Linked DNA regions of Homo sapiens: region 1 is linked to region 2. The links are chromatin contacts, found by Hi-C or POLR2A ChIA-PET in ENCODE. All regions are on one chromosome and are shown on one strand. The core of a region is the stretch at or near the end of the contact, and the rest is flanking DNA. Distances in the headings are between cores, read along the strand shown. Region 1 overlaps LINC02446 (long intergenic non-protein coding RNA 2446). Region 2 overlaps LOC105369656 (a long non-coding RNA gene).

Region 1 (2,780 bases), core at 169-2,668, 270 kb before region 2:
ACACAGTAACAAAGGGTAGAGTGGTAGTTACCAGGGGTTGGGGGCTGGGGGAGAAGTTAGTCAAACTTTTAGTTAGAAGATGAGTAAGTTCTGGAGACCTAACGTACAGCATGGTGACTATAGTTAATAATAAGGTACTGTATACTTGACATTTGCTAAGAGCAGGTCTTAAGGGTTTTTAACCCCACACACACAAAATGGTGGCTAGGTGAGGTCATGGTTATGTTAACTTCATTGTGGTAATTGTTTCACAATGTATATGTATATCAAAACATCATGTACATTTTAAATATATACAATTTTTGTGAATCATGTCTCAAGCTGGAAAAAACCAGTGAGATGCTATATAAATGATTAAACATATTCCCATTTTGCATTTAGGTTAAGAAAGAATTTTATATTCAGGTATATCCTTACTTTTGAACTACAGCCAACCTCTGATCATTTAACTTTTTAGTTTCCCATTTTTATTTATCCCACCCAGGGTATTAATGGTAGGGATTCTTCACAGCTGTGACTCATTTGCTTCCAGCGCCAGCACCAGGGAATTTCAAACTTTATTTGGCATAAGAATCACCTGGAGAGCTTGTTAAGCTGCTGATTATTGGGTCCCATTTCAGAGTTTCTGATTCAGTGATTCTGGCGGAGAGCCCAAGAATTTGCATTTTTAACAGTTCCCAGGTGATGTTTCAGTTGCTGGTCCTGGAACCACACCTGGGGAACTTTTGCTCTAGTTTATTTTCAGTTATTTCTCACTGAAAGTACTAATGATGTAGACCAATACTCTTTGGTCAATCTGAAAATTCCTCCCTTGGACTTGCTTTCTCTGGCAGAAAAATACTCTGTTATTTCTTCAGACAAAGCCCCAATTGGCCTTTTCTTTCCAGAGCCTTATTTTCTGATTAAATGTTTTTTTCCCCTAATAGAATCTGTTTTCTTCCCTCATTAAGGTTCACCTCTTCTTGCTGTCTGTAGTGACAGACGGTCCCTGCTTTCCTGCCTCTTACGAGAATCCCACTTGTGAATGAAGAGTTCAGTTCAGCTTTATCTTGACCAGGTGCGAGACTGCCCCTTTGTGATTCTCAATCCCACACAGGGTGTCCAAGTTTCCTATCTTCTCCTCGGGGGAGCTTAAAAGTGTCCAGAACTGTTGAAGTGGCAAGTTGTCCACAGGTGACAGATAGTAGAAAATGCATGACCTTATTTCTGTCCCATCGTGTTCAAAGGTTCTCTTGTTAGTTAGCACCCACTACCACTTCATTTTGCACTCCGCTTTTCTGCCTTCCCCTTCCCAATGCCTGGGGGAAAGAAAACATCGGGTTCAACAAGTGAACTTTTACTTCAGACTCTTCATAGTATTTTCTTTGCAAATTATCGAAAAAGAGTGCCTGGCTAGGGCATGAAAGAGAGGGAGGGAAAAACCCTGAGAATAAGAAAACCACTGGGCTGTTATCCCTCTAACTCTGTCTCTCTAGATTTGGATATTAATTCATACATACATTTGTTCATTCATACCTTCATTCTTTCCACAAATATTTATTGAGCCCTGCATGCCTTTTGCTAACACTAACCACCACTTTTTAAGAGATCGATTTCCCTCTACATATACTATTTTCTAATTAAGTTCAAATGGTATACATTATATATTAAACATATATATGCATATTAAACATATATTTAAATGTGCACTAGTACAATTTATATGTAAGGAGTGTGTTTAGCGTGTATGTGTTTTAGATTTTACTTGTAATCTCCAATCAAAGATGATGTAGAATTGATCTATGATACAAATATACAGGTGTTTTTGTTTGTTTTTATCTCAGAATCACCAAGAGTTAAAATATCTTTTTTTTTTTTTTGCTTTAAGGTGCTATATTTTATTGAACACATTTCTGGAGTTTCTCTACAATGTTCTCCAGTTATTGTGTGCTCTTCTTTATGTGTCTACCTGATAATACATATGACACATGAAATTTTACAAATGTGTTTGTCCAATATTCTCAAAGGCATGACAACATGCAGATTAAATATCTGGAAGCCAAAATGAAATATTTTTAGAAATTGTTACATAAAAGCACAAAGAAGACAAATTACACCATTTGTAATTACTTAAAAATTCTTTTAAAGAGTACTTAAAATACTTTTAAATACCCTTCCAGTCATTTTTAAATTTAAAAAAGTTTGTTTAATTAAACAAACAATTGCTTCTTAAAATACATTATAGATTCTATACGAAAAATTGCAGGTAATTATACAGGAAAAAGTTTTTTTTTAATCCAAAATGTTATATGTAACCAAGAAATAGTCATTGTGATTATACAATCTATTAATGTATTATAGTTGGATATATATACAGATGAATAAGTAGAATATTAGGACAGAAAAGCATTTAGTAAAATAGGATTATACTATACATATTGTGCTTTAATTGTAAAAAAACTATTAAATTTTACATTAGCAGGATCTAGTAGAAAATAAGGCAGAAAATTAAACTAAATGAATTAATATTTAGAATTAATGTTTCTTTAACATAAGACACTATTTCCTAAGTTTTCCCTTTTAAGATTAAGAGAAATACTATTTTTATAAAGATTTTGAAGTCACTAGACTTTTATTCTTTTAAAAATATGTTTTACTTGTAGTAAAGATTGTTTCTCTGGTATGAAAATGTGAAGACTTCGATATTTTCATGTCTCTTTCCTCAATGTCCAAATTTATTAATTTTATCATTATTTTTATTGTCTTTATGTGGATATTCATATAAAATTAGTCATTTTCAG
Region 2 (3,148 bases), core at 350-2,849:
TACATATTTTATTTCCTCGTTTCTCCATTTCATGCTTCTGTCTTCTAAGAAGCATAATTTAATTCGTAAAAGTATCTGTTTATATATAACAATATCTATTTATAGGTTTTATAATACTTCAGTATATAAATAATTCACTTGAAAAGGATGTTGGCACCAAAATGGATGGTCTTTTTTAAAACTTAGAATTTATTTGGATTTGTTTGAAGTTAGGTTTCATGGGAGGAAATGCTCTCATTATTTGTATAACATTTTTTTGCAACCTATCTGTGAGAGGTCTGAGTGTTAAATAAAAAAAAATTCGGAGTTATTTGTATATATGCATGTATTTGTGTATGAAACAAATACCAGCAAATACTTATTGACTATACCAATCTCATACATACCCTTGCATTCTCCCATGGCTGTCTAACTTCAAACCTGTGCCTTACAATGCATATCCATCTTTGCTTTTAGGTACAGTTTCACCACGGTTTTTAATCATCAAAAAAACACAAACAGATAAACAATAAAAAAAAAGAGGGTTTTGTTTTTGTTTTGAGACAGAGTCTCACTCTGTCACCCAGGCTGGAGTGCAGTGGTACAATCTCAGCTCACTGCAACCTCTGCCTCCCGGGTTCAAGCGATTCTCCTGCCTCAGCCTCCTGAGTAGCTGGGACTACAGGCGCACCACCACGCCCGTCTAATTGTTGTATTCTTAGTAGAAATGGGGTTTTGCCACATTGGCCAGGCTGGTCTCGAACTCATGACCTCAGGTGATCCCCCTGCCTCGCCTCCCAGAGTGCTGGGATTACAGGTGTGAGCCACTGCACCTGGTGCCCAGTGAGGTTCTTTATAAGAACAAAACTGAATGTAAACAGTTACGGGACCAGATGCGGTGGCTCATGCCTGTAATTCCAACACTTTGGGAGGCCAAGATGGGAGCATGACTTGATCTCAGGAGTTTGGGACCAGCCTGGGCAACAAAGTGAGATCCCGTCTCTATAAAAAAAAAAAAAAAAAAAAAAAAAAAGCACCATAAGCGAAATAAAATGATGATTCAAAGACTATTTTGCATTCAAAACTAATTTCTAATCAATCCTTATCAGGTAATTATTCTTTCTGCTTCTTCAATCTGCTAAATACAAGATGTCAAAAGTGAGTAGTTTCAAATGTTTGATTCTGCTTTTGGTAGATCGTAAACTTGAGTAGGTTACATAACCCCTTTAAGATTCTTTTCCATCATGTGTAAAACGTAAAATGCAACTAAATAGTTTATTGGAAATATGTTCTGAGAATGGTTTAATGTATAAACATATAGGGTATTTAACACCTAATTAGTGCTCAAAACCATTAAGAAACATATTGAGGTAGATAGGACATAAGCTATTCATTATTAGTTACAGTGAGTTTGCAGACTGAACTTTAAGCTTTCACGGAAATCTCCGGACTCTGATATGACCCTGGACCCCTGTGAGACCTCAGTCATCAGTACACTTTATGTGTAACAGGTGTGGCTGACACATCACACCGTATGGTACAGAATGTTTCCAACCACAGAGTTGCTGCTGCCTAAAATAACAGTTAACACCTACACTGGTCTTGGTGTGGCCGCAGGATGTTGGGGATAAAGTGGATGGGTAATGGGTAGAGGAAATGGCGTGTCTGGCGAAAACAGTAAGATGCTGTTGCAAACAATATTGGGAGTTGAAGCAATTTACCTGGGCAAAAAGCAGAAGACACAGCTTAAGGAGGAGAGAAGAGACCAGAACTGAGGTTTACAAGCATGGATGTGGCTGATCACTAGCACTGTAGCTGCGCTATTTTTGTTATTCCAGCAAGTGTAAACATAGGAAACATTACTAAACTTAGAGCTGTGACAATATTTACCTGTTAAGAGAAGAGGAGGGAATAGGAAAGAGTCAATCACAAAGAAAAAATAACATAAGAATCATAAAGCATTGACTGGACTGTAAATACTAGTCATATTTTCTATGAGATGATTTTTAACTGGAATTTTCTTCGGATAATGTGCTTAGAGATAGCGTGTTTTGTAGGTGGAAATAATGGGCAGGTAAAGACACACAAAAAAAACAACTTTAAGGTACCATGAAGAAAGATGTTAAATAAAACCATGTGAAAAATTATCCTGGTGACTATTGATACACAAAGGACTTATTTCATATTGGAAGCTTAAAGAAAGGAATGGTTTGTCCCTGAGTTATTTCAGAACCCTTATCATGACAGAATGGTGACTGTAACAGGAATTTTTCAGACTAGACATAAAGATGGTTCACATGAGAGGAAAAGAAAACTAGCATATGGCAAAAATAATTTCTAGAATAAACGTGACTTGACTGGCTGTGGTTTTACAGACTGTTTTTAAAAGAAGGAACCCATTTTTATCAGTCACACGACTCTCTACTTAAATTTCAATTTTAGCAACAACACAATCTAAAGGTAAGAATTTATTTTATAAATAGTAGTAAAGAATTTTGAAAATACAGAAATGATATTTTACTCCAGGTTAATATGCAACATTGCTAGCATGGTACACTGGCAACATCAGTAGAGCCAGATAATGAAGAGAAATCTCACAGGAATAGGGCATAGATTGTTCTTTTATATATAGTTCTCTCACCATACATCTAAAAACTTTTAAGTGGAAACTAAATGATGTGTAGGATACAGAGACCCTAATTTCTTTTTTTTTTGAGATGGAGTTTCGCTCTTGTTGCCCAGGCTGGAGTGCAATGGCACGATCTGGGCTCACCGCAACCTCCGCCTCCCAGGTTCAAGCAATTCTCCTGCCTCAGCCTCCTGAGTAGCTGGGATTACAGGCATGCACCACCATGCCCGGCTAATTTTGTATTTTTAGTAGAGACGGGATTTCTCCACGTTGAGGCTGGTCTCGAACTTCTGACCTCAGGTGATCTGCCCGCCTTGGCCTCCCAAAGTGCTGGGATTACAGGTGTGAGCCACTGTGCCTGGCCCAGAGACCCTAATTTCTTATCTGAAATTTGTGGAGAGAAATGTACTTTAAAATTTATTAGTTTTTATTTTAAAATATATGTGTTTATACATACATGAATTAACAGCCTCATTGGCATTTGATGATTCACGCTATAACCCAGCACATTAATATTTCCACAGCAAAATGTATAAAACA

What was found. A loop is a pair of places that touch in the nucleus more often than their neighbours do. ChIA-PET counts read pairs that join two places held with the same protein, here RNA polymerase II (POLR2A). Pooled maps may share reads with other maps.
Region 1: a pooled map shows a loop between it and region 2 (2.0-fold over the local background). The contact joins two enhancer-like sites. A Hi-C loop is called at or near these places in 5 of 50 pooled maps. POLR2A ChIA-PET finds 5 or more read pairs at or near these places in 3 of 52 experiments (GM12878, activated CD8-positive, alpha-beta memory T cell and activated T-cell).

Annotation. Positions count from the first base shown.
Region 1 is chr12:10,555,854-10,558,633 of GRCh38, reverse strand. All of the region lies in intron 1 of LINC02446 (long intergenic non-protein coding RNA 2446), which reads right to left. Among named protein-coding and RNA genes, the nearest start is that of LINC02446, 3.9 kb to the right of the region's middle. Within about 2 kb of position 1,418, at least 4 of the 41 ENCODE cell types and tissues checked have a DNase peak (open chromatin) inside an H3K27ac peak, as active enhancers do.
Region 2 is chr12:10,284,527-10,287,674 of GRCh38, reverse strand. All of the region lies in intron 1 of LOC105369656 (a long non-coding RNA gene), which reads left to right. It also overlaps a transcript of KLRD1 not described here. Among named protein-coding and RNA genes, the nearest start is that of KLRD1, 22 kb to the left of the region's middle. Within about 2 kb of position 1,599, at least 3 of the 41 ENCODE cell types and tissues checked have a DNase peak (open chromatin) inside an H3K27ac peak, as active enhancers do.